Linked DNA regions of Homo sapiens: region 2 is linked to region 1. The links are chromatin loops, found by intact Hi-C in ENCODE. Cell type or tissue: PC-9. All regions are shown on one strand. Links, peaks and the distances in the headings refer to the core of each region. The heading gives the core; the rest is flanking DNA.

What was found. A loop is a pair of places that touch in the nucleus more often than their neighbours do. Peaks named below come from ENCODE experiments on the same cell type or tissue, not always from the same donor. Only the 100,000 strongest peaks of a DNase experiment are listed, where the experiment ranks them.
Region 2: it touches region 1 in a loop (10-fold over the local background); 2 of 110 quality-filtered maps call a loop at or near these places.

What each region holds. Positions count from the first base shown.
Region 1 is chr12:31,628,155-31,644,168 of GRCh38, reverse strand. The region is part of intron 1 of LOC124902913 (a long non-coding RNA gene); the gene reads left to right. Among named protein-coding and RNA genes, the nearest start is that of ETFBKMT, 24 kb to the left of the region's middle. In PC-9, for the core only: a CTCF peak has its summit at 7,330 (motif pointing right); a DNase peak (open chromatin) is centred at 7,348.
Region 2 is chr12:31,354,832-31,370,845 of GRCh38, reverse strand. LINC02387 (long intergenic non-protein coding RNA 2387) reads left to right here and starts at 1,545. Exons shown (of 2, transcript NR_146469.1): 1 at 1,545-2,097; 2 at 7,051-7,365. It overlaps LOC124903091 (U6 spliceosomal RNA), which reads right to left and starts at 4,582; the gene lies at 4,480-4,582. RefSeq lists enhancers at 1-504, 5,828-6,327. In PC-9, for the core only: a CTCF peak has its summit at 7,549 (motif pointing right); DNase peaks (open chromatin) are centred at 7,655, 7,935 and 8,605; H3K4me3 peaks cover 1,091 bases; H3K27ac peaks cover 1,760 bases.

The DNA.
Region 1 (16,014 bases), core at 3,235-11,234:
TGGTGGAGTGCACCTGTAATCCCACCTACTTGGGGGCTGAGGTGTGAGGCTCACTTGGGCTTGGGCAGATGAATGTGCAGTGAGCTGTGATCATGCCACTGCACTCCAGGCTGGGTGACAGAGGGAGACCCTGTCTCAAAAAAAAAAAAAAAAAAATGTATGGCTCTGGCATTTTTCACGTTTGCTGAAGCATGTTCCTTGGGGGCATAATGAGAACACAGGAACCTTGTCTATAATGCATAATGACCATCGGAGGAAAGAATCCCCAGCTAGCTCCATTGTCAGCAACTATCAAGAACCTGCTAGGGGGCCAGGTGCGGTGTCTCATGCCTGTAATCTCAGCACTTTGGGAGGCCGACGCAGGCGGATCACTTGAGGTCAGGAGTTCGAAACCAGCCTGGCCAACATGATGAAACTCCGTCTCTACTAGAAAAAATATAAAAATTGTCCAGGTGCGGTGGCTCACGCTTATAATCCCAGCACTTTGGGAGGCCGAGGTGGATGGATCACTTGAGGTCAGCAGTTCAAGACCAGGCTGGCCAAAATGGTGAAACCCTGTCTCTACTAAAAATACAAAAATTAGCTGGGCGTGGTGGCATGCCCCTGTAATCCCAGCTACATGGGAGGCTGAGGCAGGAGAATCGCTTGAACCCAGGAGGCAGAGTTTACAGTGAGCTGAGATCGCACCACTGCACTCCAGCCTGGGTGACAGAACAAGAGTCCGTCTCAAACAAACAAAAACGAAAAACAAAAATTAGCCCTGTGTGGTGGTGTGTGCCTGTAGTCCCAGCTACTCAGGAGGCTGAGGCAGGAGAATTGCTTGAACCCGGGAGGCAGAGGTTGCAGTGAGCTGAGATCACGCCACTGCACTCCAGCCTGGGCAACAGAGTGAGACTCCATCTCAGAAAAAAAAAAAAAAATTTGTGGGAGAAACAAAAATGAATAAGACTTCGGTCCTACCTTCATGGAGTTTTAATATGAATCTGAGTAGTTTCAAAATATGCCTAATGAGACTCAAAATAATCCATATGTCACAGAATGAATTCTGTTAAAGGGCAGAACAGAGTGGCTCTAAAGTCAATCTGTTCCACCACTTACTAGCTCTGTGAGCTTGATTAAGTGCCGTAACCTCTCTGTGCTTCGGTGAATTTGTCTATAAGATGAGAGAACAAGGCCGGGCACGGTGGCTCACACCTGTAATCCCAGCACTTTGGGAGGCCGAGGTGGGTGTATTGCTTGAGCTCAAGAGTTTGAGACCAGCCTGGGCAACATGGCGACACCCCATCTCTACTAAAAGTACAAAACAAAATAAAATTGAAAAATGAGAGAACAAGAAGTACCTACTTCATAGGTTGTGGTGAGGATTAAATGAGTCAATGCCTATAAACTTCTTAAAGCAAGGCCTGGAACATAGAAAATGTTCTATTAATATTAATAATAATTATTATTTAAACTATCAACAAATATTGTGTCTCTGCATGAGACGTAACAACCAAGAGTTTTATAAAGGTGGCACAAGGATACCTCATCTCTTGGTTATTTTGGGAGTCGGAAACATTGTAATGGAGACACTTAGTTTCCAGGCTCTCAAACAAAAGGTTCTCTAAGCCGTGTTATCACTTGAGAGTTGCATGTTTTCAGTTTAAAGACAAATTTAAGACCATTCTATTGTAATAACCGAAAATTAAATGGCACACTGATAAAAAGAGAACCAGCAGCGTTTTATTTACCTTGAAAGGTGGTAATTTAAGAAAAACAGGGGAGATTTTAACAGGATGAAGAGGAATATAAAAATTTGTGACAAGATGAAAAGAAATATCGGGGTACTTGAAAGGTTTTAGAGGTTGAGACTCAAGTATTTTTTTTAGAAAGTCTTATTTCACCCTGGGACTTACATGACTTTTTTTCCCCAGCCATTACTAGAAGGGGTTTTGCACCTCCACACGGTATTAAAAGCGACAGAAGAGGACAAAAGGAAGATATGTATACAGGAGGGAGAAATAAATTATGTGCAATGGAATTAACTCAGCTTTAAGAAATAAGGGCAGGATGGAGAGTCTTCAAAAGGAAATATAAAATATTCCCAGCAGTCCGGGACCTCTATACCTTCAATGATCGTGTTACCGGAAAAGGGATCTCTATCCAGACCCCAAGAGAACGTTCTTGGATCTCGAGCAGGAGGGACTTCAAAACGAGTCACAGAGTGCAGTGAAAGAAGCAACGTTATTAGAAACTACACTGTTAGAGTAGGGCATCCTCAGAAAGCAAGAGGAGGAACGCCTCGACTTTGTTTTTTGTTTTTCTTCTCTAGAGATCTTGTCTATATAAAGGCTAAGCTAAGCTGTGTCCACGTGTGGGTGAGCAGACAGCATGACAGAATGTATGACTACTGATTTAAAGAAAACTGGCCTTGACATTCTAGTGTGTGGATACATCAAAGCAAAACTATTATTATCTTGAAAACAGAGATTGTTATGGGTATTGGACATCTGGACTCTTGGCTGTAGTAGGAGTGTGTCCTTGTAGGTATCTTTAGGCTGTTTCTTCCACTGTAAACAGCCCATGAATGTGGGTCGTGACCAGCAGAGAATGGGCTTTACTATTTCTCAAGATGGAGCTGAACTTAAAATGGTGCTACTCTGGCCCTCCTAGGCTCCTGGTTCCCTAACATTACCCCCACTAATTTTGAGGGAACCCTTAATCTTTTTGTTTTGTTTTGTTTTTTTGAGACAGGGTCTCGCTCTGCCACCCAGGCTAGAGTGTGGTGGTGCGATCTTGGCTCACTGCAGCCTCTGCTTCCCGGGCTCAAGTGATTCTCGTGCCTCATCCTCCCAAGTATCTGGGATTACAAGCATGCGCCACTATGCCCAGCTAAGAGAGCCCTTAATTTTAAGAGGAGAGGAGGGTGAAGGTCATTCTTCTGTAACTTCTTCCTGCTGATAGTGGACATCGATTGCTGGGACAGGGTCCTTTCACGAAAGCATGCAGTGAGCCTCCTCAGGGAGCCAGGTGGTTCCTTGCTTGAGCAATGTCCCAATAGTTCCTATAAAGGTAAAATATGAAATGAGTAAATAGATGGGCAAAGAAGTTGCTGAGCTATTTTATCTTGCAAACCTACACAAGTGCAACAGAAGTAAAAAGCACAGCAATTTATAATAACGAGTATTACAATACCAAGCATGCTGAAAAGAAATGCTTTCCAAGTACTGGATAGCTAACAAACCAGGCCATTATGGGGCCTTGAGACAGAGAATTAATGCTGTAATGTGAGTTTCCAAGGAACTCATAGCCTGGGATACATTATGGGAATACTCAGGAATATAAATACAACATTCAGTTTTGATCAGGGCAAAAATTCCCCCTTGGGCTGCAGTTAAAATGTCTAAAGCCATACAGTTTTGTAGAGCCATTTGTCTTATTTGGTAAGTCTCTTCTGTCAGAAGGGTGATAGCCTGGTAAGTATTTTTTTTTTTTTGAGACGGAGTCTCGCTCTGTTCCCCAGGCTGGAGTGCAGTGGTGTGGTCTCAGCCCACTGCAAGCTCTGCCTCCCAGGTTCACACCATTCTCCTGCCTCAGCCTCCCGAGTAGCTGGGACTACAGGCGCCCGCCACCATGCCTGGCTAATTTTTTGTATTTTTAGTAGAGACGGGGTTTCACCATGTTAGCCAGGATGGTCTTGATCTCCTGACCTCGTGATCCGCCCACCTCGGCCTCCCAAAGTGCTGGGATTACAGGCGTGAGCCACCGCTGCTGGCCCTGATGAGTATTATTGAAAGCTACAGTGGGCTGAGCCTGGTGGCTCACACCTATAATCCCAGCACTTTGGGAGGTTGAGGCAGGTGGATCACTTGAGTTCAGGAGTTAGAGACCAGCCTGGCCAACGTGGTGAAAACCTGTCTCTACTAAAAAAACAAAAATTGGCTAGGTGTGGTGGCGCACGCTTGTTGTTCCAGCGACTCAGGAGGCTAAGGCTAACCTGGGAGGTGGAGTTTGCAGTGAGCCGAGATGGCACCACTGCTTTTCAACCTGGGTGACAGAGCGAGACTCCCTCTCAAAAATAAATAAATAAAAGCTGCAGCTGTGTGTTTTGCCAGGGCTTCTACTTGTAATTCAACATCTATAGCCACTGCTTGAGGAGAGAAGACAGCCATAGAATAAAATCACCAAGAAGCCCACTTTTTCTGTCTATGACGGGCTGTCACTGTTTCCCAATTGGTGGGGAGGGAATCTAGATGTGTAAGGACACCTGGGAGATAAGGACAGTCTCAAGTGTATTGTCCAGTCCAACTGTAAGGTGGATATGGTCAACTGTGAGACTCACATGCTCATAACCATCCCCAAGGAGAGGAATGGGCACCCAATCTTAGAGATGTATTTTGCTGTCCTATCCACATCTGATCAGTTAAGGGGAGGGTTTGATTGCGTTGGTTGGGTGGCAGCCATCCATGTTATATATTTCAGCCTGGAGGCTGCTGTTTTCATGCCTCTCAAGGCATAAAGGTACTTTGCTTACTACTTGAATTTGGGTAGCCATTAACCAACTAAACTCATTATATATGGTGTAGCCTAAAGTAGGGATGTTATTGGGAGGCCAAGGCAGGTGGATCACCTGAGGTCGGGAGTTTGAGACAAGCCGGACCAACATGGAGAAACCCCGTCTCTACTAAAAATACAAAATTACCCAGGCGTGGTGGCACATGCCTGTAATCCCAGCTACTCAGGAGGCTGAGGCAGGAGAATCACTTGAACCGGGGAGGCAGAGGTTGCAGTGAGCCGAGATCACGCCACTGTACTCCAGCCTGGGCAACAAGAGCGAAACTCCATCTCAAAAAAAAAAAAAAAGTAGGGATGTTAATCATTTGTTTGTGGATTAACTGAAAAAGGCATTTCTTAGCTTCAGTGTAGAAAGAAAAGGAATAGTGACTGGTATCCCTTTGGTGCATTGGAGAAGGAAGATACTCATTTCTTTTTTGTGTGTGTGGTTTTTTTTTTTTGGAGACGGAGTCTGTCTCTGTCCCCCAGACTGGGGTGCAGTGGCGCGTAATCTCGGCTCACTTCAAATTCCACCTCCCGGGTTCAAGGGATTCTCCTGCCTCAGCATTCCGAGTAGCTGGGATTACAGGCACGTGCCATCACGCCCGGCTAATTTTTGTATTTTTAGTAGAGACGGGGTTTCCTCATGTTGGTAAGGCTGGTCTCAAACGCCTGGCCTCATGATCCGCCTGCCTCAGCCTCTCAAAGTGCTGGGATTACAGGCATGAGCCACCGCGCCCAGCTAAGGTGTGTTATTTCTTACAGACTACTTATAGAAGTGGCTCCAAAGGCTTAAATCAGCCTATTGAATATGCCAAAATAAGCCTGAGGTCGATGAAAGAGGTAACTCATGGCTTACCGAACAATTTGGTTTTGCAGGGGGAGAGAGTTTGTGCCCAATCTGCAAACAAATTAGTTTCAACTCTATAGCAAAACAAGCTTAATATTAAGGCCGGGCGTGGTGGCTCACGCCTGTAATCCCAGCACTTTGGGAGGCCGAGACGGGCAGATCACGAGGTCAGCAGATCGAGACCATCCTGGCTAACATGGTGAAACCCCGTCTCTACTAAAAATACAAAAAAAAAAAAAAAAAAAATTAGCCGGGTGTGGTGGCAGGCGCCTGTAGTCCCAGCTACTCGGGAGACTGAGGCAGGAGAATGGCGTGAACCCGGGAGGCGGAGCTTGCAGTGAGCTAAGATTGCGCCGCTGCACTCCAGCCTCGGCGACAGAGAGAGACTCCGTCTCAAAAAACGAAAAACAAAAAAAAAAACAGTAACTTCATTTTGTGAGTGGTACCCATTCACTGGATGGCTTTTTCTTGAAAAGAAGCTTTTTTTTTTTTTTTTTTTTTTTAAGATGGAGTCTCACTCCTGTTTCCTAGGCTGGAGTGCAGTGGTGCGATCTCAGCTCACTGCAACCTCCGCCTCCCAGGTTCAAGTGATTCTCCTGCCTCAGCTTCCTGAGTAGCTGGGATTACAGGCGCCCGCCACCACACCTGGCTAATTTTTGTATTTTTAGTAGAGACAGGGTTTCACCATGTTGGCCAGGTTGGTCTCTAATTCCTAACCTCAGGTGATCCGCCCCCTTCGGCCTCCCAAAGTGCTGGGATTACAGGTGTGAGCCACTGCGCCTGGCCTGAAGAGAAGCTGTTGATCCTTTATTGGCTCACAGGAGTGTTCCAGAACAGCGGCCCCTGTGTGAGATGCCTGTGGCATGTAGCTCCAGGAGAGACAGGTTTAATTCCGGATAAGTGTACCCAACTGCATACTGATATTCACAAAGTGCCTTTTGTACCTGTCGAAAATTAATATATTTTTGCAATTGGTGGCTGTTTTCATGTATTAGAAAATCTGCAGTCAAGAAAGGCCTGCTGCCCCGGCACAGTGGCTCACGCCTGTAATCCTAGCACTCTGGGAGGCTGAGATGGGTGGATCACCTGAGGTCAGAAGTTCAAGACCAGCCTGGCCAACATAGTGAAACCCTGTCTCTACTAAAAATACAAAAATTAGCTGGGCATGGTGGCACAGGCCTGTAGTCCCAGCTATTCAGGAGGCTGAGGCAGGAGAATCACTTGAACCTGAGAGGCAGAGGTTGCAGTGAGCCGAGATTGCACCACTGAGCTCCAGCTGGGGCGACAGAGTGAGACTCTGTCTAAGAAAAAAAAAAAAGGAAGAGAAGAAAGAAAGAAAGAAAGAGAAAGAAAAAAGAAAGAGAGGAAGGAGGGAGGGAAGGAAAGAAATATTTGAAAATTGTGAAATGAAATTAAACATTTGATTATCCATTTTAATTCTCTGGAAATGGAAATCCCCATAACATGTAAACTCACATAGAGTATATAAATCCAACTTTTTCACTTGATTTTCAGAAATACTGTGCATATGTGCAAAAGTAAAGGCATGGTCTGGCCGGGCACGGTGGCCCATGCCTGTAATCCCAGCACTTTGGGAGGCAGAGGCGGGTGGATCACTTGAAGTCTGGAGTTCAAGACCAGCCTGGCCAATATGGTGAAACCTCGTCTCTACCAAAAATACAAAAATTAGCCGGGCTTGATGGTGGGCGCCTGTAGTCCTACCTACTCCGGAGGCTGAGGCAGGAGAATTGCTTGAACCTCGGAGACGGAGGTTGCAGTGAGCCGAAATCGCCACTGCACTCCAGCCTGGGCGACAGAGCAAGACTCTGTCTCAACCAGCCAACCAACCAACCAACTAACCAACCAACCAACCAACCAACCAAAGAATAAAGGCATGGCTGGCACAAAGCCAGGAAGCACGCCTGGCCGGGTGGCTCCCCACATTGGCCACCAGGGGGCACCATCATCTCATAACTGTCTGGCTCTGGGACCTACACATGCGAGAGAGGAATTTTTTAGTGCGGTTTGAGAAGGAATAAGCAACCTGCTGTTTAATGTGTTCATTCAATGGGTCTTTTACAAATTGCTATTTGTAACCTAGAGCGTGCCAGTTATTTAGGATATAATTAGGTTTTTGCTGTTTCACTAACATACCTCACATACCTCGTATAAATGCTTTTTTTTTTTTTAACACACCTCTATACTAAAGAGGAAAATGCTTTTAAATGTAATCTTGAGGTTAATTGACTCTCACTTCTCCTTTCTCTGAAGGGCCTGCAGAACTCTTTCAGTTCTGACGTGGCCCCAGTAGTTTTTTGGTTTTATTTTTTTGAGATAGGGACTCTCTCACCCAGGCTGGGGTACAGTGGCACGATCATAGCTCACTGCAGCCTCTGCCTCCCAGGCTCAAGTGATCCTCCCTCCTCAGCCTCTTGAGTAGCTGGGGCTAAAGGCATGCGCCATCACGCCCAGCTAAGCTTTGTTTGTTTGTTTTTTGTTTGTTTGTTTGTTTGTTTGTTTTAGAGACAGGGTTTCACTATGTAGCCCAGGCTGATCTTGAACTTCTGAGCTCAAGCAATCGGTCCACCTTGGCCTCTCGAAGTGCTGGGATTACAGGCGTGAGCCACCTGGTCGTTTTTTGTTTTTTTTTTTTTTGAGATAGAGTCTCACCCTGTCGCCCAGGCTGGGGTGCAATGGTGAGATCTCGTCTGACTACAATCTCTACCTACTGGGTTCAAATGATTCTCCTGCCTCAGCCTCCCGAGTAGCTGGGATTACAGGTGCCTGCCACCATGCCCAGCTATTTTTTTTGTATTTTTAGTACAGACGGGGTTTCACCATGTTGGCCAGGCTGGTCTTGAACTCCTGACCTCGTGATCCGCCCGCCTCAGCCTCCCAAAGTGCTGGGATTACGGCGTGAGCCACCACGCCTGGTTACCACCTAGTAGTTTTTATCTGGTGACATCTCATCTCTTTGAAATCTGAAACACCAAATCTAAGTAAGAATCTGACTTTAGATTTTGATGTCTTTAAATTAGATAAACTAGCTGGACGCGGTAGTTCAAGCCTATGATCGCAGCACTTTGGGAGGCCAAAGTGAGAGGATCGCTTGAGTCCAGGAGTTCAAGACCAGCATGGGCAACATGACAAAACCCCTCTCAATAAATAAAATAAAAATAAAAGAATACAAATAAATAACTAAATTAGGTAAACTGTTGCACTTAATATTTATCTGAGCCAGTGGTGTTTATGTCAAGATGGGGTCAGATTCTAGACTAAATCAAACTCTCAGACAAGAAAATGGCCTCTTGCCCTGTCATGCTCTCTGTCATGTTATGCTGCGGTAAGAAGGCCCTCACCAGATGCAGCCCAACAGCTGTGGACTTTCAAACCTCCAGAACTGTAAGAAATACGTTTATTTTTAAAATAAATTTAAAAGGCTGGGCATGGTGGCTCATGCCTGTAATCCCAGCACTTTGGGAGGCCGAGGTGGGTGGATCACCTGAGGTTAGGAGTTTGAGACCAGCCTGGCCAACATGGTGAAGCCCCATCTCTACTAAAAATACAAAAATCAGCCAGGCGGGGTGGCACGAAGCCTGTAATCCCAGCTACTCGGGAGGCTGAGGCAGGAGAATCGCTTGAACCTGGGAGGCAGAGGTTGAAGTGAGCCAAGATTGTGCCGTTGCACTCCAGCCTAGGCGACAGCAAGACTTTGTTTTTTTGTTTTTTGTTTTTCAAAAAAAGAAAGAAAGAAATCTCCAGCATGGGGAACATTATGAAACCCTGTCTACAAAAACTGCAGGAAAAAAAAAATCACTGAACATGGTAGTGGGCACCTGTAGTCCCAGCTACTCGGGAGGCACAAGAGGATCATTTGAGCCAGGAAGGCAGAGGTTGCAGTGAGCTAAGATTGCACCATTGCACTCCAGCCTGGGCAACAGAGTGAGACCCACCCTGTCTCCAAAAAAAGAAAGGAAAAGAAAGGAAAGGAAAAGGAAAAAGAAAAAAAAAGGAAAGCAAAGGAAAGGAATCTCATGTCAAATAATCATAGTAGAAGTTAAAGTACATAACAATGGCATCTATTTTCATTGCCATGTTACTGCAGAGAGTAGTTTTTGGTGGTCATTGCATTTTTTTTTTTTTTGAGACATGGTCTCACTCTGTCACCCAAGCTGGAGTGTAGTGGCGTGATCTCTGCTCCCTATGGTCTCCACCTCCCTCCCACTTCAGCCTCCAAAGTAACTGGCATTATAGGCGCACATCAGCATGCCTAGCTAATTTTTGTATTTTTTGTAGAGATGGGGTTTTGCCATGTTGCCCAGGCTGGTCTGGAACTCCTGAGCTCAAGCAATCTGCTGGTCTTGGCCTCCTAAAGTGCTGAAGTGCTGGGATTACAGGTGTGAGCCACCACACCCGGCCTGATTATTGTCTTTAGTCTGCTGTAGTCATACTACGTAGAATTGAGTTTCCACTTCATATATTTATTATGCATTCATGTGACCAAAGAAGTTCCAGATATGTGCTGCTATCATTATTTCATCTGGGCCACAGTCTTGAATTGTTACATAGCACATTGTTACATGCCTCTAGAAATAATAAAAGAATGTTACAACAAAAATAAACTTTTTGTTTTCTTTTTATTGAGACAGAGTCTCGCTCTGTCGTGAAGGCTGCAGTGCAGTGGCGTGATCTCGGCTCACTGCCAAACTCTGCCGCCCAGGTTCAAGCAATTCTCATGCCTCAGCCTCCCAAGTAGCTGGGATTACAGGTGCCTGCCACCATGCCTGACTAATTTTTTTGTATTTTTAATAGAGACGGAGTTTCACCATGTTGGCCAGGCTGTTCTCGAACTCCTGATCTCAGGTGATCCACCTGCCTTGGCCTCCCAAAGTGCTGGGATTACAGGCGTGAGCCACCGTGCCCGGCCAAAAATAAACTTTTAAAGTTAAAATTAACAAGGAAGAATAAATTCTCGCATCCCATTGCACAGTAGGGTGGCTGTAGCCAACAATAAGGTATTGTATATCTCAAAATAGCTAGAGGAGAGGATTTTGTATGTTCCCACCACAAAAAAAAATTAATCTTTGAGGTGGTGAGTGTACTAGTTACCCTGATTTTGTCATTACGCAATATATACATGTATCAAAACATCACATTGTACCCTATAAATATGTACAATTATTACATTTGAATTAAAAATAAAAATTTTTAAAAACCACTGTACTACTTGCTATGGACTGAATTGTGTTCCTTCAAAATTTCTCTGTTGAAGCCCTAATCTCCGGTGTGATGGTATGTGTTTTTGATTTTGTTTTGAGATGGAATTTTGCTCTGTTGCCCAGGCTGGAGTGCAGTGGCACGATCTTGGCTCACTGCAGCCTCCACCTCCCAGGTTCAAGCAATTCTCCTACCTCAGCCTCCTGAGTAGCTGGGATTACAGGCGCCTGCCACCATGCCTGGCTAATTTTCGTGTTTTTAATAGAGATGGGGTTTCACCATGCTGGCCAGGCTGGTCTCAAACTCCTGACCTCAAGTGATCTGCCCTCCTTGGCCTCCCAAAGTGCTAGGATTACAGGTCTGAACAGCCACGCCCGGCCTCTTTTTTTTCGACTTTAAAGTTCTGGGGTACATGTGCAGGATGTGCAGGTTTGTTACATAGGTAAATGTGTGCCATGTTGCTTTCCTGCACAGATCATCCCATCACCTAGGTATGAAGCCCAGCATCCATTAGCTATTCTCCCTGATGCGCTCCCTCCTCCCATCCCCCGACAGGCCCCAGTGTGTTGTTTCCCCCATGTGTCCATGTGTTCTCATCGTACAGCTCTCGCTTATAATCGAGAATATACGGTGTTTGGTTTTCTGTTCCTGTGTTAGTTTGCTGAGGATAACAGCTTCCAACTCCATCCATGTCCCTGCAAAGGACACAATCTCGTTCCTTTTTTTTTTTTTACCTCTTTTTTTAGAGAAAGAGTCTTGCTTTGTCTCCCAGGCTGGAGGGCAGTGGTGCAATCATAGCTCATGGCAGCCTCGACTTCCTGGACTCAAGCTATCCTCCTACCTCAGCCACCTGAAGAAAATAATTAGCTGTCTGGACAATTTTATCCTTTACCTCCAAGGCCTAAACAATACAGAAGTAAACTTTGGCAAGAAGAGCTTTGGTGGAGATGCTTCTGTAGTTCCTTTTCCCATTCAGAACCTAATGGTAGGATCAGGGTCTCTGCTGACCCGTCCCTGCCACTTTCAGGTGTACGTAAAGCCACAGGGACCTACAATGCCTGGGCTTGAGCTTTCCCAGCTGGGAAACTGAGGTGAAGAGGACTAACTTAGAGAGGTCTTTTCAGTATGGTAAAACATTAGCCCAAAGGAGATAATGCCTTCTCTGTAGAATGGGAGTTGCAGTGGAGGAGTTGGGAGAGTAAAGAAGAAAGAAGGCTGGGTGTGGTGGCTCACACCTATAATCTCAGCAGTTTGGGAGGCCGAGGCAGGTGGATCACCTGAGGTCAGGAGTTTGAGACCAGCCTGACCAACATGGTGAAACCCCATGTCTACTAAATACAAAAAACTAGCCGGGCGTGGTGGCACATGCCTGTAGTCCCAGCTACTCGGGAGGCTGAGGTAGGAGAATCTTGAACCCGGGAGGCAGAGGTTGCAGTGAGCTGAGATGGCGCCACTGCACTCCAGTGTGGGCGACAGAGTGAGGCTCCGTCTCAAAAAAAAAAAAAAAAAGAAGAAGAAGAAATGCTGGGCAGAAAAGAGGAAGCAATCCCAGGAGTGGCCTTTCCCGAACCAGCTGAAGTCAGAGCACCCTCCATTACGGGATGTATCCACGGGGAGACGCATGGGAAAGCATTGCGTTCAGGTGCGCAGATGGGGCCAAGCTTGTGTTGAAGCTCACCAGTCCCTTAGTTCATCTGCAGCGAGAGTCAGCTTTATGATTTGGGTTTACACACCCTAGGGAAGTGTGGTCTAGGTAAGAGGCCATTAGGAGGGGCTTATAGTAGGATTTGAGTTTATGTTAGATGACTTGGGGAAGGGCTGAGCCGAGCGAGGCCTGCTCTGGACTGGGTGCAGTCAGATAGTGTGGGCAATTTGGTGATTGAGTATCTTAATGATTTTTATTTAGAAAGTGGCAGGAACCAAGCCCCACTCAAAACCTCATTGATAAAGAAGCCTCAGCTGCTTATAGTAGCCAGGAAAGGGAGGTGTTTGGTCGCTTCTGTAGTTTACACAGTACGTGCACTTGTTTCTGTCTGTGCTGAGGGCATGGGCATGATTACACACTGGTCTCTTCTTTGTTTCACTCCATTGTGTTACGCATTGCTTTGCTGTGAAATGGTCTGTTTGGCAGGTGCACATTGTGGGGGAGAAAACATATTTTTTCCTTTTCTTTTTTAGGTTTTTAGTTGAGATACTCTCCTGAAAACAAAAGTTAGATTAACAAAAAAAAAAAAAAAGCAGAAATTTATTAATGCATGCAGTACCCATCACACGGGAGAGGCCTCAGTTCAAAAGTATTTCTCTCTCAAGGCAGTGGCTTAGGGGCTTTGCTTAAATCATAGTTTAACAAAGAGCCATAAATCCTACATAGTGACAAGATGAAAGAGAGAGCAGTTCCAGTCTTTTCAAAGGCGGAAAAATATGGTGTGATGGTTAATACTGAGTGTCAACTTGCTTGGATTGAAGGATACAAAGTATTGATCCTGGGTGTGTCCGTGTAGGTGTTGCCAAAAGAGATTAACATTTGAGTCTGGGCTGGGGAAGGCAGATCCACCCTTAATCTAGTGGGCACAATCTAATCAGCTGCCAATGAATATAAAGCAGGCAGAAACCATGAAGAGGTGTGACAGGCCTGGCCTCCCAGCCTACATCTTTCTTCCGTGCTGGATGCTTCCTGCCTTTGAACATCAGACTCCAAGTTCTTCATTTTTGGGACTTGGACTGGCTCTCCTTGCTCCTCAGCTTGCAGACAGCCTATTGTGGGAGTTTGTGACTGTGTAACTTAATACTTAATAAACTTCCCTTTATCTCTATCTATCCATGTATCTATGTATCTATCTACGTATGTATGTATGTATGTATGCATCTATCTATCTATCTATCTATCTATCTATCTATCTATCTATCTATCTATCTATCTCTTTCCTATTAGTTCTGTCCCTCTAAGAGAATCCTGACTAATACATGTGGGAAGAGAGTAAAATCTGTTCCCAGTTTCCGCTGGTGCCTGCTGGTGCCTTCTCTGGGCCAAAAAGCAAGTGCTGTCTCCAATAAGGAAGGATTTATGCCCCGCCATCAGGCACACAGAGGCTGAGGCACAGCGGTCCCCTGCGGTTTAGTGTCTTCAACTAACAATCCTCAATATTTTGGGGAGAAATATTTTGGTTTCCCTCAGTGTTCGGCAGGTGGACACCATACTCTGGCTGTTGTGCTTGGCTAATTCCCAGCTGACAGTTTCTTTTTCACACGCTTCTATCCAGAGATACCAGACACCGAAAGGAGCATTTCCAAGAAGCCGCCTCTTAGGAAAGCCCATAGCATGGTGATTACAAGCCCAACCATGGCCTCAGACTGACCTGCATTTGCGTCCCAGCTCTGTCACTCACTGGCTGTGTGACCTTGACTAATTTAACTGAGAGCCTCTGTTTCCTGTCTTATAAGACAGGGCTAAAAATAATACTTTCCTCTTATGGAAATTGGGAAAATTAAATGTGATAACAAACATAAAACACATAAAATAGTACCTAGCACATGATAAGCATTTAACTTAGGCTCTCTACCCATATCATTGTTTGTCAGAGGTCACATTCTCTTGGCAAGTCCCACTGCACTCTGGCAACCCATCCGGGGGCTGAGGAATCAAACAATATGCGGTTTCTATGGAATTCCTGGCGCTAGAAGGAGCTCAGAAGACGAGCTGATGGGTTGTCTTCCATTTCTGGTTTGTCAAATAAAAAAAATTCTGGATGTGGTAAAAGAGAGACCTTCATTCGAAGGAATTATTGCCAGGGCATTGCGGGGGTACTCCTGCAATGGAGGGAGGGGAATGCTGGGACTGGAAGGTCTGTAAACATCTCAAAGGTTGCAAAGGGTTTCTCTATGGTAGGAGGAAACAAGGCTAGGATGAACCAGATGTGGGAAGCAGATGAAAGAGTAACAAATCGAGCAAATTGGAATGTTTGGCCCTGAAGCCACCCTGTTCTCTGAAGGGGCTCAGGCCAAGGGTAAACAAAGTTCTGAGGCTCTGAGGAAGGAGAGAAGCCTAACCAAAGTTTGGGTAACATGTATTTTGCTCTAGTTCTTCAGTGAGGACAAGCAGTTCAGCTAATCATCTGTGAGGCAAAGAAAGGAAATTTTGAGGGTCTGTGTCTGGTCTTAACATAGGTAAAGAAGAAGAGCATCTGTGAGTCTTACTGAAGTGACATGTGGAAGGGTTGGGGGGTGGTCTTTGCAGTAAGCCCTTTTGCAGAACATGAAGGGTGGGGGATTTTCTTTCTTTCTTTCTTTCTTTCTTTCTTTCTTTCTTTCTTTCTTTTTCTTTTTTTTTTTTTTTTTTTGAGACTGAGTCTTGCTCTGTTGCCAGGCTAGAGTGCAGTGGCCTGATCTCGGCTCACTGCAACCTCCGCCTTCTGGGTTCCAACGATTCTTCTGTCTCAGTATCCTGAGTAGCTGGGACTACAGGTGCCTGCCACCACAACGGCTAATTTTTTTTGTATTTTTAGTAGAGACAGGGTTTCACCATGTTGGTCATGGCTGGTCTCGAACTCCTGACCTCAGGTGATCCTCTCACCTCGGCCTCCCAAAGTGCTGGGATTACAGGCGTGAGCCACCATGCCCAGCCCGGGTAGGGGATTTTTCTTTTTTTTTTTTTTGAGATGGAGTCTCGCTCTGTCACCCAGGCTGGAGTGCAGTGGCGCGATCTCGGCTCGCTGCAAGCTCCGCCTCCCGGGTTCACGCCATTCTCCTGCCTCAGCCTCCCGAGTAGCTGGGACTACAGGTTCCCGCCACCACGCCCGGCTAATTTTTTTTTGTATTGTTAGTAGAGACGGGTTTTCACTGTGTTAGCCAGGATGGTCTTGATCTCCCGACCTTGTGATCTGGGTGGGGGATTTCTTAACCTTCACTGTTCACCAGGCCCACAAGGCTCAGGTAAAATTCAACTTTGTCAGGTTACAAATCATGCATTTCCTATTTCTCAAATTGTATTTCAGATAAAAGAGTGAAATGTAGGCTTTAACACGACTTGAGGCACTTCTGGGTCCTTACATAGAGGGTCAGGACTATTTGGAAGAGGAAACTGGGGAAAGGGGCATGTTTATTTGTGACTCCCTTGCCAAGCTGCACCGTTTAGAACATAGGTGCTTGGGACTGTAGCTTGTGTGACTCTCTGACCTGCAAGTGATCAATGAGAAATAAAATGTAAAATGGGCCAGGCGCGGTGGCTCATACCTGTAATCCTAGCACTTTGGGAGGCCGAGGCGGCTGGATCACCTGAGGTCAGGAGTTCAAGACCAGCCTGGCCAACGTGGTAAAACCCCGTCTCTACTAAAAATACAAAATTAGCCGGGCATGGTGGTGCGTGTCTATAATCCCAGCTACTAGGGAGGCTGAGGCAGGAGAATCACTTGAACCTG
Region 2 (16,014 bases), core at 3,146-11,145, 270 kb after region 1:
TCACCTCTGTCTCCCAGTTGGTAATCAACAAACCCGTACTACCAAAATGACCTATGCTTCTGTCTTCTGCCGCAGGAGAGGGTGATAACACGGGAGGCTGCTCTCCCACCCCACCCTTTGAGAAAAAGAGGAAGACTGGCCAGTATAAACGTGGCAAATAGCCCTGTCACTTCCCATAAGTTCTGTAATCTCCGTGAGCTTCCATTTTGCCTTTAGAGTGGGAATAATAAAACAGACCTCATACTTTTGTGTGAAAGCGAGGGAACTGCAAATCTCCTGCCCCTAGTAGCACTAATAATTGTTAGCTGCTGCTTCTTAATATTACATAGCACCTGGAAGGATGACGGGCCTGCTTGCTAAAGCTGGCTGTGAGTTTGGGGTCGGCTTGAGGAGAAGAGCAGAGTGCAGGGAGCTTCCTGGAACAGGGCCTGTCTGTCTTATACTTTCACTCTAGACAGCCCTTTCCCGTTTTGGTGTTCAGGAAATATGCCCCAGATCTTCAAGGGCTTCACCGTCCCTTCCCTTTAACTAGGATTCAGATGCCCTCATCTACAGACGGTTCCGTCATAAGGCCAAAAATGATTGGATTCAAAGGATCTGAAAGATTGGTCCAGCCCTTTCTTTATTCTGATTAGAAACAGTCCCAGAGGTGACGTGATTTGCCCAAAGTAGCGCAACTTCCTGGAACGAGAAACCAATCCTAAGATTTCCATGTCGGCGTTCTTTCCGCGGTGATCGGGTTACCTCCCAGACATAGGATTTACTTTTGAAAGAAAAGGAGCGGTCACACGGGAGAGGCATTGAAGGAAAAATTATTTGAATTTGGCAACTGCTTGTGGTGGGGGGATGAGAGGTGGAGGGTGATAAAGCGCCCCCTCACACTCACACACAAATAATGTGAACAATTTTAAATTGCTTTACTTTAGGAGATCATGGATTTTCCAGGGGGGCTGAGAACTTACCTGTTTACCCAGCCAAGTTAACAATACTCTGCATTGTTTACCTAACGCAGAGTAGGTACTGAAGAACTATTTGTCGCACGGATGACTGCATGACCGGATGCATCCCATTCCATCATAGAGTCAGATGAGGATTTGCAGAGCCAAGCCCCACCTGGGAGGCATGTTAAGTCCTTTCCAGTTCTTCTCAATTATGGCTCTGCAGTGAGTATCTTTTGTTCATAAATTCTTGACTGCACATCTTGATTATCTCCTCAGGATATTTTCCTAGAAGTGGGATTACTGGATTGAAGGGGATGCACATATTTAAGATTCTTGATTCCGAACCCCTCCAGCAGTATAAAAATGAGTCCGCTTCCCAGCAAGCTGGCCCAAACAGGCTATTATCAGGCTTAATTTTTATTTTTTATTTTTGTGCCCTCCTAATAGAACAAAAATCGCATCTCGTTTGGTTTGCATCTCTTTGGGGACTAATTAGATCGAGATTGAACTAGTTTTGAAGAAACACTCTAAGGAGTCCAGAGAAATCCTGTGTGGGGCAGGAGATCCATGAAAGGAGGCACATCCCGCCCACTGAGGTGAAACCAAAGGGCTTCTATTGTTTGGTGTGATTTAACCTTAAGATGGAAACATCTGAGCCTTGCTAGAGAGGCTTCCCCGGAACAACGGCTGGGGGTGGGGAGCTGTGACTTATCAGCTTCCCTATGTTTATTTTCATTTCCTGATGGAGAGTAAATCTTATAAACAAATGAAAAACCTGTGGACTTATCTTTAAAGACTACAAGGAAAAGGGGAACTGGGCAAACTATTGCAACTCAAAGTCGTGGAAAGGCAGGAGGGGGAGTGGGGAATTTAGAAAGATATTTCCAAGAGATGGCAGATAGGTCCCTGGGGGCCTGTGGCCAGCCTGGAGAGGGAGAGACCAAGCCAGAGGCTGTGGAAAGCTCTAGAGACTTTGTACTAGAAAGGCTGCTGTTGGTGGCAGAGCTTACATGGCCAGGGATCCCGGAGGACCTGGAAGGGGTTTTAATGGACTTTTGAGAATCAAAGTGAACTGCCAGGGACAAACAAGAGTGGCGAGGAAATGGAAGCAGTCATACCACTCAGGCTGGAAAATCGCTCTAGGAATGGCAAGAAGGTAGGTGTGGCGTTTTCCAAGAGAAGAGGGTGATGGTCAGCTGGGAGCTTTCCTTGACTATGAAACAAGGAAGACTTCTCCCCCATCCAGAGCCAGGAGCTGTCCCTGCTCTTCACTTAAGCACTGGGTTCTTTTACAAACCGTACCCAGGAGGATGACTGATTTACAAATGTTTATAGACAATTTTATTTACTAATCTAGCTCTCACTCTCAACTAAATTTATAATCCTAATTATAGTCATCAGCATTTTCTTGATAACAAACCTACAGGATTTTTTTTTTTTTTTTTTGAGACAGAATTTCGCTCTTGTTGCCCAGGCTGGAATGCAGTGGTACAATCTCAGCTCACCGCAACCTCCATCTCCTGGGTTCAAGTGATTCTCCTGCCTCAGCTTCCCGAGTAGCTGGGATTACAGGCATGCGCCACCACACCTGGCTAATTTTGTATTTTTAGTAGAGAAGGGATTTCTCCATATTGGTCAAGCTGGTCTCGAACTCCTGACCTCAGGTGATCCGCCTGCCTCGGTCTCCCAAAGTGCTGGGATTGAGCCACTGTACCCGGCCTACAGGATGTATTTTATAGTTGTTTTTTAAAACTTTGTGGAGAGTTTATTTTCTTGATTGCTTTAAGTTCCCTATTAAAGTCTTAAATTTAACAATTGGCTTCTAACAGTTTAGTAATCTATGAATATTTTGTACCGCTTTATTTATTCTAAAAGGGCTTAAAGTCAAAGAAAAATGAGTATTTCTTTTTTTTTTTTTGAGACGGAGTTTTGCTCTTGTTTTCTGTTTTGTTTTGTTTTTGAGATGGAGTCTCGCTCTGTCACCCAGGCTAGAGTGCAGTGGTGCGATCTCAGCTCACTGCAACCTCCGCCTCCCGGGTTCAAGCAATTTTCCTGCCTCAGCCTCCCAAGTAGCTGGGATTACAGGCATGTGCCACCATGACCGGCTAATTTTGTATTTTTAGTAGAGATGGGGTTTCACCGTGTTGGTCAGGCTGGTCTCGAACTCCTGACCTCAGGTGATCCGCCCGCCTCGGTCTCCCAAAGTGCTGGGATTACAGGCGTGAGCCACCGCACCCGGCCAAGGAGTTTTGCTCTTGTTGCCCAGGCTGGAGTGCAATGGCGCAATCTCGGCTCACCGCAACCTCTGCCTCCCGGGTTCAAGTGATTCTCCTGCCTCAGCCTTTCGAGTAGCTGGGCTTACAGGCATGTGCCACCATGCCTGGCTAATTTTGTATTTTTAGTAGAGATGGGGTTTCTCCATGTTGGTCAGGCTGGTTTCGAACTCCTGACCTCAGGTGATCCACCCGCCTCGGCCTCCCAAAGTGCTGGGGTTACAGGCGTGAGCTACTGCGCCCAGCTGAAAAGTATTTCTTAGAGGTTTAAATGAGTGATGTCAAAACTCTTTGAGGTGATGGATATGTTAATTACCCTGATTAGATCATTACACATTGTATGCCTATATCAAAATCTCACATGGTACCGCATAAATATATACAATTATTATGTGTCAATTAAAAATAATAAAAGCAGAAAACTCCAAATAAAATGTTTAAAAAGCTTGTCACACTTCAAAGTCACTTGGCACATTAAAAAATAGTTTCTCCTGCTTCACCCTTGAGAGGTTAATTTTATGGAATTGGGGCAAACCCAGAATCTGGTTTTTTTTTGTTTTGTTTTGTTTTTTTGAGACAGAGTCTCACTTGTCGCCCAGGCTGGAGTGCAGTGGCTCGATCTCCGCTCACTGCAAGCTCTGCCTCCTGGATTCATGACATTCTCCTGCCTCAGTCTCCCGAGTAGCTGGGATTACAGGCGCCCGCCACCATGCCCGGCTAATTTTTTTGTATTTTTAGTAGAGATGGGGTTTCACCGTGTTGGCCAGGATGGTCTCGATCTCCTGACCTCATGATCCGCCCGCCTCGGCCTCCCAAAGTGAGCCACCGTGCCCGGCAGAATATGTATTTTTAAAAACCACCCAGGTGATTCCTAAATTGCTGCTACAAAGACCAGTTTGGGGAACTTGTGATCTAAATGCTTATCTATATTTTGTATGTTTGGTTTTTTTCAAAATGAATATAAAAAGTATGAGGCTGGGCACAGTGGCTCGCGCCTGTAATCCCAGCACTTTAGGAGACTGAGGCGGGTGGATCGCTTGAGCTCAGTAGTTTGAAACCAGCCTGGGTAACATAGTGAAACCCCGTCTCTACCAAAAATACAAAAATTAGCCGGGCACAGTGGTGCATGCCTATAGTCCCAGCTACTCCAGAGGCTGAGGCAGAAGAATCCATTGAGCCCGGGAGGTGGAGGTTGCAGTGAGCTGAGATCACGCCACTGTAGTCCAGCCTTGGTGATAGGAGTGAAACACTGTCTCCAAAAAAAAAAAAAAAAGGAATGCTTGATGAATTTGCGTGTCATCTTTGTGCAGGAGCCATGCTAATCTTCTCTGTTACCGTTCCAGTGTTCCAATTTTAGTACATGTACGGCCGAATCAGGCACTTTGTTTTTTAATGGTGTTTGGAAGTGACAGTTTTAATTTTTTTTTTTTTTGAGGCGGAGTTTCACTCTGTTGCCCAGGCTGGAGTGCAATGGCATGATCTCCACTCATTGCAACCTCTGCCTCCCAGGTTCAAACAATTCTCCAGACTCAGCCTCCCAAGTAGCTGGGTTTACAGGCACCCACCACCACGCCCAGCTAATTTTTGTATTTTTTAGTAGAGACGGGGTTTCACCATGCTGGCCAGGCTGCTCTCAAACTCCTGACTGCAGGTGATCCTCCTGCCTCAGCCTCCCAAAGTGCTGGGATTAGAGGCGTGAGCCACTGTGTCCAGCCTTTAAAACATTTTTAAGTAATGGAGGCCAGGTGTGGTGGCTCACACCTGTAATCTCAGCACTCTGGGAGGCTGGGGTGGGAGGATTGCTTGAGAATCAGGAGGTGGAGGCTGTAGTGAGCCATGATTGTACCACTGCACTTCGGCCTGAGCAACAGAGCAAAAAATATAAAATAAAATAAATATAATATAAAATAGGCCGGGTATGGTGGCTCACGCCTGTAATCCCAGCACTTTGGGAGGCTGAGGCAGGTGGATCACAAGGTCAGGAGTTCGAGACCAGCCTGGCTAATACGGTGAAACCCCATCTCTACTAAAAATACAAAAATTAGCCAGCCATGTTGGTGGGCGCCTGTAATCCCAGCTACTCTGGAGGCTGAGGCAGGAGAATCACTTGAACCCGGGAGGCAGAGGTTGCAGTGAGCAGAGATCGTGCCACTGCACTCCAGCCTGGGCAACAGAGCCAGACTCCATCTCAAAAAAATAAAATAAAATAAATATTAAGTAATGCTTTGCATTTCTGGAAAACATTCCTTTTCTCCTTCCTCCCCACCCACAGTGGGCTTCAACTCACCGGCCTCCTTTCAGTCCTTACCTAACCTACTGTGCTGTTCTCATAGTACTCGAAGCTCTCTTCTGGCTTCCCGTGATTCCTGGCTTTCTCCTGTCCTCTCTGGCAACATATTTTTGACTTTCTTTTGTGAATGACAATTGGCAAGACTTTCTTCCTTTACTATCTTTCAAAGCAAGCACTGTTGCTGCGTAAGGTGTCCTAGAAACTCTGGGAAAGGGTCCCAGGGCCATGTTAACTACTCCCATCACGGGCGTCTAGGTGCTTGGATTTTCAAGTCTCCATCTCTCACCATTTCTTTAAGAGGCTTTCCAGATCCCCGCATGTCAACTGCCTACGAGGCATTTATTCTCAGATGGCCTACAAAGCACCTCAAACTCAGTATTTCTCAAATATTAAGTTTCTGTCCATGTTTGCCCTCTGTGCCTCACAGCTTAGAGAATAGCTCCACCCAGTTACTCAAGCCAGAAACCTTGGGGTGTCCTAGTCATTCATCTAGTGCCACTGTCCTAAACGCTGGGGATACCAGAGACTACAAACAAGAATCCCTGTCCTCATTGAGCTTATGTTCCAGAGGAGGAAGACGGACATAAGCAGTCAGTTCCTACACCCAGGGACGCCAGCTCTGCAGCAGCGCTGCTGCCAGCCATTCAGCCTCTCCAGCACCTCAGTTCAATCCCCCCACCTGCCGCACCCGCCAGCTGGCCTTCCTCTGCTCTTTTACTCTCTTCAATCCATTCTCCCCACAGCAGTGATAACCTTCCTTCTTTTCTTTTCTTTTTTTTTTCTTTCTTTTTTTTCCCTTTCCTTTCTTTCAGATACAGTCTCACTCTGTCACCCAGGCTGGAGTGCAGCGGTGCCATCTTGGCTCACTGCAACCTCCTCCACCTCCCGGGTTCAGGCGATTCTCCTGCCTCAGCCTCCCGCATAGCTGGGATTACAAGCACCCACCACCATGCCCAGCTAATTTTTTTGTATTTTTAGGAGAACCAGGGTTTCACCATGTTGGCCAGGCTGGTCTCGAACTCCTGACCTCAGGTGATCCGCCCACCTCAGCCTCCCAAAATGCTGGGATTACAGGCGTGAGCCACTGAGCTGGGCCAGCAGTGTAATCTTTCTAAAGCCAAATCTTAACCGTTAGCCTCAAGCTTTAGGATCTTCATGCTTGCAGGATAAAGTCCACCCTTACAAACCTGGGTTAAAAGATGGTACAAGTTCTGGGCCCTGCTGGCCTCTCCACAGCACTGCTCACCCTCAGGCAGTGCTCTCTGTGCAGCCATACTGAGTTACAACCATGGTTCACTGCACCTGCCGTCCCCCAACTCCCTCCTGCCTCCCTGCCTGGTGAACTCCTGTCATTCTGTAGGTCTCAGCTTGGATGCTGTGACAGGGAGCCTCTAGAATGGCCCCCAGTGACCCCTATCTCCTAGTAATCCCTTTCCCTTGAGTGAGCTGGATTTACAGATGCAATTTTGAATAATAGAACCTTGTAGAAGGGATGAGTTGTCACTTCTGAGATTAGGTTATATAAAGACTGTCACTTCTTTCTAAGGGCTCTTTCTCACTTGGATGGTCCCCAGAAAGTCAGCTGCCATGTCACGAAGTGCCCTGTGAGAAGGACCTGTAAGGAGGGACGGAGGGAGGCCTCTAAATGACAGCCTTCGAGGAACTGAATCCTGCTGGTGACCATGTGAGGGAGCTTGGACTCCGGTCCCCCTGTGTTGAGCCTTCAGATGAGTTGGCAGCCCCAGCTGGTGGCATGACTGTAACGTCCTGAAACACCTTCAGCCAGAAAGCATTCAGCTAAACCACACCTGTATTTCTGACCCAAAGAAATTGTGAGATAATAAACATTTCTTCTCTTGAACTGCTATACCTTAAGCTAATTCGTTACACAGCAATAGATAACAAATACTACCTCTGGACCCCTGCCTGCCACCATACCAAATTCCATGCTCTGAGTTCTAGAGTCAGTGGTGTTTCCACCTGTCATGCCCAGCCCTTCACTGCTAGTATTATAATGAGGGCTTGCCCATATCTCTGCCCCCAGATGGCAGACTCTGTACAGGAAAGAAGGAAGGAGGAGTGGGAAGTCACCACTTTCTTTCTCAAGACTCTGAGTCTCTATTCTGCTGCTGGCCACATGTTTATACCCACAGTGTCAACAGCGCCTGGCCCCAAAGTGCAGCTGCAACTTCAGGAAGAGACTCAGGCCAGCCAGAGCCAAAGCTCTATGGCAGCCACCTTCCTCCACCTCCTTCTATTACACTTCCCTCCACCTCCCTCCATCTCCTCAGTCTTCTCAGCCAGCTTCCCCTGACCCTTGAGCACCAGGCAAGCATGCACACACACAGGCACATGCAGGCATGCACGCACGACACCAGGCCCACAGCCTCTCTTTACTCCAGAGGAGCTAGGTGGAGTCACTCCTCCCTCCTTTCACACACACCCTGGGGCCACGCTTTTGTGGCTTTTCTGAATGAAAGGGGAGGTGAGGTGGGGGTGGGGGAAGCCGTCTCTGCCTTTGAACTGCCCAGTTCCTCCACCTTTATTTCCAGCTAACCACCGAGTGCCTGCAAAAAAACAAAACAAAACAAACCAGAAAAACTAAAAAAGGAGCCCAAGTGTCTCTTGCTGCTTTCAGTTTCTGGAGAGCCAGCACACAGGTCACCCACTATCCCTGCCGAAACCCTGAGGTCTGAGGAAGGCCTCTTCACACTGCCTCTGGGCGCTGCCTTTGGCTTCCGGGAGCCCCCCATGCACTTCCCTGGAAACAGGTGGAGCTCTGTCCTGTGGCTCTGATTCACTCTCCTGTCCCTCGGTACACCATTGCGCCGTGTCCTCCTGCTGGCCCTTCTGTTACCCTGTACTTGCTGTACACTACCACGGTGGCCGGGGGCCTCAGCACCAGGAAAGCAACTTCCCCCGTGTCCTCCCCAACTCCTGAGTCCAATCCTTCAAGTCTATGGTGCCGAAGCAGGGGAAATGAATGTTGGAGAGACATGCCTGGGTCTGAACTCACCTCTATTGAAGGAAAACAAAGCTCACTAAGATTGCACCCTACGGTGTGTGCTTCTGTTCTCTCCACCTACCGTCAGCACTCTCAGCAGTTTTCCTCTTGGCTCTGCCTCCTGCAATTACTTTCTGCTCAGCTGCTTGCTGTTGCTAAGAAGGGTTATGCCCATCAACTGTGCTGTAGACATGCAGTATTGTGACGATGGGAGGGACATGGCTTGGAAGGTGGCTTTAATTTGAATTCTGCCATTTATGATATTTGGCCCTGGGTGTGTTACCTGATCGTCCTGTGCCTTATCCTCTGCGTCTGCTAATAGACCGTTTCCCAGGGTTGGGCAGAGATGAAATTAAATAAAACCACACACACTACAGTGCATGGAATGTACTAGGTGTTCAATAAATGTTTCCTTTTTTTTTTTTTTTGAGACTGAGTTTCGCTCTGTTGCCCAGGCTGGCGTGCAATGGCGCGATCTTGGCTCACCGCAACCTCCGCCTCCCGGGTTCAAGCGATTCGCCTGCCCCAGCCTCCTGAGTAGGTGGGATGACAGGCACGTGCCACTATGCCCAGCTAATTTTTGTATTTTTATTTTTAATTTTTTCGAGACAGAGTCTTGCTCTGTTGCCCAGGCTGGAGTGCAGTGGCGAGATCTTGGCTCACTGCAACCTCCACCTCCTGGGTTTTAAGCAATTCTCTGCCTCAGCCTTCTGAGTAGTTGGGATTACAGTCACGTGCCACCATGCCCAGCTAATTTTTTGTATTTTTAGTAGAGATGGGGTTTCACCATCTTGGCCAGGCTGGTCTTGAACTCCTGACCTCATGATCTACCTGCCTTGGCCTCCCAAAGTGCTGGGATTACAGGCATGAGCCACTGTGCGCGGCCAAATGTTTCTTGTCTTGTGTTTCAAAAGGACTTTAAGGCCAGGCACAGTGGTTCATGCCTGTAATACCAACCCTTTGGGAGGCTGAGGGAGGAGGACTGCTTGAAGCTAGGAATTTGAGACCAGCCTGGGCAACATAGCAAGACCCTGACTCAACAAAACTCTTAAAAAACCAAAAGCATTAGCCTGGCGTGGTAGCATGCACCTGTAGTCCCAACTTCTCTGGAGGCTGAAGTGGGAGGATCACTTGAGCTCAGGAGTTGGAGGCTGCACTGAGCTATGACTGCACCACTGAACTCCAGCCTGGGCAACAGAGTGAGACCCTGGTTCTAAAAATAAATAAATAAATAAATAAATAAATAAATAAATAAATAAGGACTTTTAACAACCCTTGTACTTTTTTATTGGAAATACGCATAGAAAGCAAAGAAGATTTTGAGGTCTAGCTGATAAAGGGCCACATTCAGTCTTTTATTGGTTTTTTGGTGAAGCAGGAAGACGTTGAGGGTGGTATGAGGATACTACTCTTTTATTGGTTTTTAATCTGACTTACCCTGCCGTGCTGAGTTAATGCTGTGGAAAACAGCTGCTCAAATGCCAGAGGAATGGATGTGCCTGAACCTGCCCCTGACTCCCAGGTGGTAAGGTGTTTTTCATGTTTGTGTTCAGGTCTCTGTGCCTTTGCTTTGGCCTCACCACGATGGAAGGGAAGTGCCCACATCGCAGGGAGCACACAGAATATGACGGCTAACATGCTACATCCAGCCTGCCATTATCCGCAGGGGTATGGCGTCATTGGATTCACATTTATCATTCAACTTCCAGATCAACAAAGCTTGTCTTCATAAATTAAGTGCATCCAAGTTTCTTTATATTGGCCACAGCAGACACAGAGGATCCGCAGCAAATCATGGATTTCAGTGGTCTTTTCAAATCAGTCAAGTTTAGGTCTAGTATGTGCTAGTGCCTAACTCTAAGCATAATAAGAAGAGGAGCCAAACACATTATGTTGAGATTTTTAGAAATTTAACTCAAGGTTGGGCGTGGTGGCTCACGCCTGTAATCCCAGCACTTTGGGAGGCCGAGGAGGGTAGATCACTTGAGGTCAGGAGTTGGACACCAGCCTTGGGCAACATGGTGAAACCCCATCTCTACTAAAAACTACAAAAATTAGTGTGGTGGCGGGTGCCTGTAATTCCAGCTACTTGGGAGGCTGAGGCAGGAGAATTGCTTGAATCCAGGAGGTGGAGGTTGCAGTGAGCCGAGATCACTCCAGCCTGGGCGACAAAGCAAGAATCTGTCTCAAAAAAAAAAAAAATTTAAATCAATTGTAGGAGTTTCTATACACACAGAAAATCCATTATTAAAATAGTTCAACTTTTTCTCTACAATGTGAAAAACTACCGTAGTTCTGTAAACCAAGGTTTAATCAAGAGCAGATCAAAATTGAGTTCTGAAGTCTACATACTAACTTCTTGATAACATAAACAGGAAGAGGTATAAAAGGCTATTTTGGGCTGGGCACAGTGGCTCACGCCTGTAATCCCAGCACTTTGGGAGGCTGAGGCGGGCGGATCACGAGGTCAGGAGATCAAGACCATCCTGGCTAACATGGTGAAACCCTGTCTCTACTAAAAATACAAAAAAAAAAAAAAAAATTAGCCAGGCGTGGTGACGGGCGCCTGTAGTCCCAGCTACTTGGGAGGCTGAGGCAGGAGAATGGTGTGAACTTGGGAAGCGGAGCTTGCTGTGAGCCAAGATGGTGCCACTGCACTCCAGCCTGGGGGACAGAGCGAGTCTCCGTCTCAAAAATAAATAAATAAATAAATAAATAAATAAAAGGCTATTCTGACAGTGGGAGAGGCAATTTAGCATTTTATATAACTAAAATCAGCACTTCAAAGAACACTGCAGAGGGGCTTCTACTCTCAGCCAGTCTCCAGGACAATGTCTGAACTTGCCCTCCACCAAGCCATTTAGGGTTGTTTGCCATTTAAAATGATAAATACTAGTCATCACTTATAATAATTGGTATGGCACTTAAAGAAAGCAAAATAAAGTTGTCAGAGAAGGAGGCTGGTTGGGTTTGACTAGTTGCTCAGACAGTATTGTGTTGCTTTATTTAGGTCATAATGCCCAAATTCTCAGCTTTGGAGGGCCCCAACTCTCCTATTTTGCTAGGATAGTTGAGGTGATCACTCAGGCTCACAGAGCTAACAGTAACCAAACTCCTAAGAGACAGATGTGCAAGCCAGGTGCCAATGTGTAGTTTTATAGTAAGAAATATAATGCCAAGAGGAGCAGATGGTCAGTGTGGTCTCCCTTATGGGAGTAGATGTGAGACAGTGGGAAGACAGAAGTAAAACTAGAATAATGGAAGTCAGAGACCAGCAATTCTAAGTTTAGGACCTCAGAAGGGGAGAAGACCTTCATTACTGTGGTGAAGTGAAAATTCAGGTTACAATATAGGATGTACAGTGTAACCCCAGCTTTATTTAAAGGTGATAATACAGCCTGGCCAACATGGCAAAGCCTGTCTCTATTAAAAATACAAAAATTAGGCCGGGCGTGGTGGCTCATGCCTGTAATCCCAGCACTTTGGGAGGCCGAGGTGGGCGATCACGAGGTCAGGAGTTTGAGACCAGCCTGACCAACATGGTCAAACCCCATCTCTACTAAAAATACAAAAATTAGCCATGCATGGTGACACATGCCTATAATCCCAGCTACTCAGGAGGCTGAGGCAGGAGAATTGCTTGAACCCCAGAGGTGGAGGTTGTAGTGAGCCAAGATCATGCCACTGCACTACAGCCTGGGCGACAGAGCGAGACTCCGTCAAAAAAAAAAAAAAACAAAAACAAACACACACACACACACACACACAAAACCAAAAATTAGCTAGGTATTGTGGCACGTGCCTATAATGTGAGCTACTCGGGAGGCGGAGGCAGGAGAATCACTTGAACCTGGGAGGTGGAGGTTGCAGTGAGCTGAGATCGCACCACTGCACTCCAGCATGGGTGATGACAGAGCAAGACTCTGTCTAAAAAATATAAATAAATAAATAAATAATAAAGGTAATCATAAGCCTGAAAAGCATATATAATAATGAGGAGGGCAGTTATAATCTCTGAATAAATGGTCTATGAGCAATTTTTCTTTTTCTTATCCCCACTTTCTTTTTTCTTTTTTTTTTTTTTCTCATCCCGACTTTAAAAATAATTTCTATAGGCTGGGCATGGTGGCTCACCCCTGTAATCCCAGCACTTTGGGTGGCCGAGGCGGGCAGATCACAAGGTCAGGAGTTCAAGACCAGCCTGACCAATATGGTGAAACCCCATCTCTACTAAAAATACAAAAATTAGCTGGGCGTGGTGGCGGGCACCTGTAGTCCCAGCTGTTCAGGAGGCTGAGGCAGGAGAATCGCTTGTACCCGGGAGGCAGAGGTTCCAGTGAGCTGAGATCTCGCCAATGCACTCCAGCCTGGGTGACAGAGCGAGATTCCGTCTAAAAAAAAGAAATTGTTACAAAATAATTATGAGTACCGATTGAGGTAAGCAAATAAAGAGAAACTAAATGTCCAACATTAAAGACTTTGTTAAATAAATCATGAAAATCTATATGGACTGTTATGCCATCATTAAAACTCATGTTGTAGAAGAGTTTTCAATGCTTGGGGAAGTAACTGTTAGTATTTATTAAGTTTTATTGGAGGCAGGGTGCAGTGGCTCACACCTGTAATCCCAGCACTTCAGGAGTCCCAGGCAGGAGAATTACTTGAGCCCAGGAGTTCAAGTCCTGCCTTGGCAACATAGTGAGACCCCATCTCTACAAAAATAAAATTAGCCAGGCTCAGTGGGCACGCCTGTTGTCCCACCTACTCTGGAAGCTGAAGTGAATTACTTGAGTCTGGGATGTCGAGGCTACAGTGAGCCATGATTGTGCCACTGCATTCCAGCAGGAGAAACAGAGCAAGATCCTATCTGAAAAGAAAAAAAAAATGGCCGGGCGTAGTGGTTCACGACTATAATCCCAGCACTTTGAGAGGCTGAGATGGGTGGGTTGCTTGAACCCAGGAGCTCCAGACCAGCCTGGGCAACATGGCTGAACCCTGTCTCTACTAAAAATACAAAATTTAGTGGGGTGTGCTGGCGCAGCCTGTAGTCCCAGCTATTCTGGGACCTGAGGCAGGAGAATTGCTTGAGCCCAGGAGGTCAAGACTGCAGTGGGCCATGGTCTCACAACTGCACTCCAGCCTGGGAGACAGAGCAAGACCCTGTCTCCAAAAAAAAAAGTTTTTTTGGAGCACTGCCATGCTCATGCATTATATATTATATATTGCCTATGAAATGCTTTTTATTTTGCTACAATGTCTGGCATGAGTAGTTGCAATAGTGAGTAAAAATATTTACTGCAAAGCTTAAAATATTTACTATCTGACCCTTTACAAAAGTTTGCCAAGGCCGGGCATGGTGGTTCACGCCTGTAATCCCAGCACTTTGGGAGGCCGAGGTGGGCAGATCACCTGAGATCAGGAGTTCAAGACCAGCTTGGCCAACATGGCAAAACCCTGTCTCTACTAAAAATACAAAAATTAGCTGGGTGTGGTGGCGTGCACCTGTAATCCCAGCTACTCGGGAGGCTGAGGTAGGATAATCACTTGAACCTGGAAGATGGAGGTTGTAGTGAGGCAAGATTGGGCCAGTCTCAGTCCTGGGTGACGGAGGGAGACTCCATCTCAGGAAAAAAAAAAAAAAAAAGTTTGCCAAAAGTAGCAGCTGAGGGTTTGTACTGTTTATAATAGTGACATGAAGAAGGCTTTTATTTTATTTTATTTATTTTATTTTATTTATTTATTTTTTGAGACGGAGTTTCGCTCTTGTTGCCCAGGCTGGAGTGCAATGGCGTGATCTCAGCTCACCACAACCTCCACCTCCCAGGTTAAAGTGATTCTCCTGCCTCAGCCTCTCTAGTAGCTGGGATTACAGGCATGTGCCACCATACCCGGCTAATTTTGTATTTTTAGTAGAGACGGGGTTTCTCCATGTTGGTCAGGCTGGTCTTGAACTCCTGACCTCAGGTGATCCGCCTGCCTCAGCCTCCCAAAGTGCTGGGATTACAGGCATGAGCCACCGCGCCTGGCCTAGAAGGCTTTTATTAATCAGTGGAAGTAGCCATCTCCACCTTTGTCCACACTCCAGAACCTTCCTTAGGCAGTCAGTTGTCCTCCTTAACTTGTTTCCCTTCACAGTTATGGCTTGCCCTGAAAGACAGTGGGTAGGAAGTTAATTTTATGTTTATTATTCTTTAGAGGCAGAATCCTGTTACGTTGCCCGGCCGTAGTGAAGGCTACTCACAATCGCAGTCACTGTTCACTGCTGCCCAGAACTCCTGGGTTCCTGCGATCCTCCGACCTCAGCCTTTCAAGCAGATGGGACTACAGACACGTGCCACTGTGCCCAGCTTTGGCAGTACACATTTTAAAGTGCATTCCAGGTCTTGTATGCTCATGTTTATATATTTAGGTTGGTCCAAAAGTGTGGATTTTGCCATTACTTTCAATGGCAAAATAGCTCAGTAATATATTTTGTATTTAGCTTCCACAACAATCTCAAGACAGTGCTATGGTGACCCTAGTTTTACAGATGAGGACACTGAGGCTTATAAAACTTAGTTAATTTATTGGAAAAGTTTACAGCTTAGGAAGCGGCAGTAATAATAATTTTCTGTAATGTGTTCAGTAAGTGTTCTCACCACACACGCTGCCTCTCTGTGCCTCTCATGCTGTTTCACATGCTTTGTTTATTCTACTCTACATGACCCTTGGTCACTTCCTGTTAGGGGTGGGCCCTCTGATCCCACAAAGAAATCAAACATCAATTCTACACCAAGGTGAATAGCTAATTCTCTGCCTAACATGTACTAATGGGTCAACGCTAACCTCAGTTACCCATTTGACTCCTCGGCAACATTTTAATCCCAGTATATTTTAACCCTATTTTTCTGGGGCCTACGTTACTGCCTTTGTATATTTCAAATGGGACACTATTGGTGGACGTTCACAGTGGCAAGAGAGTGCAATGACAGGTTGAGAGGAATTTCTATTTAGACAAATGTGACTCCATTAAACTCACACTATGCAGACATTCACCTTTCCAAAGGGCACTCTTTTTTTTGTTGTTGAGGTGATGTCTCGCTCTGTTGCCCATGCTGGAGTGCAGTGGTGCGATTTCGGCTCACAGCAACCTCCGTCTCCCAGGTTCAAGTGATTCTCCTGCCTCAGCCTCCCGAGTAGCTGGGACTACAGGTGCGCACCACCACGCCCGGCTAATTTTTGTATTTTTAGTAGAGAGGGGTTTCACCACCCTCGCCAGGCTGGTCTCGAACTCCTGACTTCGTGGTTCGCCCACCTCGGCCTCCCAAAGTGCTGGGATTACAGGCGTGAGCCACTGCACCCGGCCCTCAAAGGGCACTTTTGTAATGCTGTGTGCGTTCAGTTTTACAAAGTGAAAAGTATTTTTTCCTTTGTACTTTTGTATTTGGGTATCTCATGCTGACTGCTGATGACAATTCATGACAAACTAAAGACCCATAGATAATGTTAAATTCAATGACAGCAGTT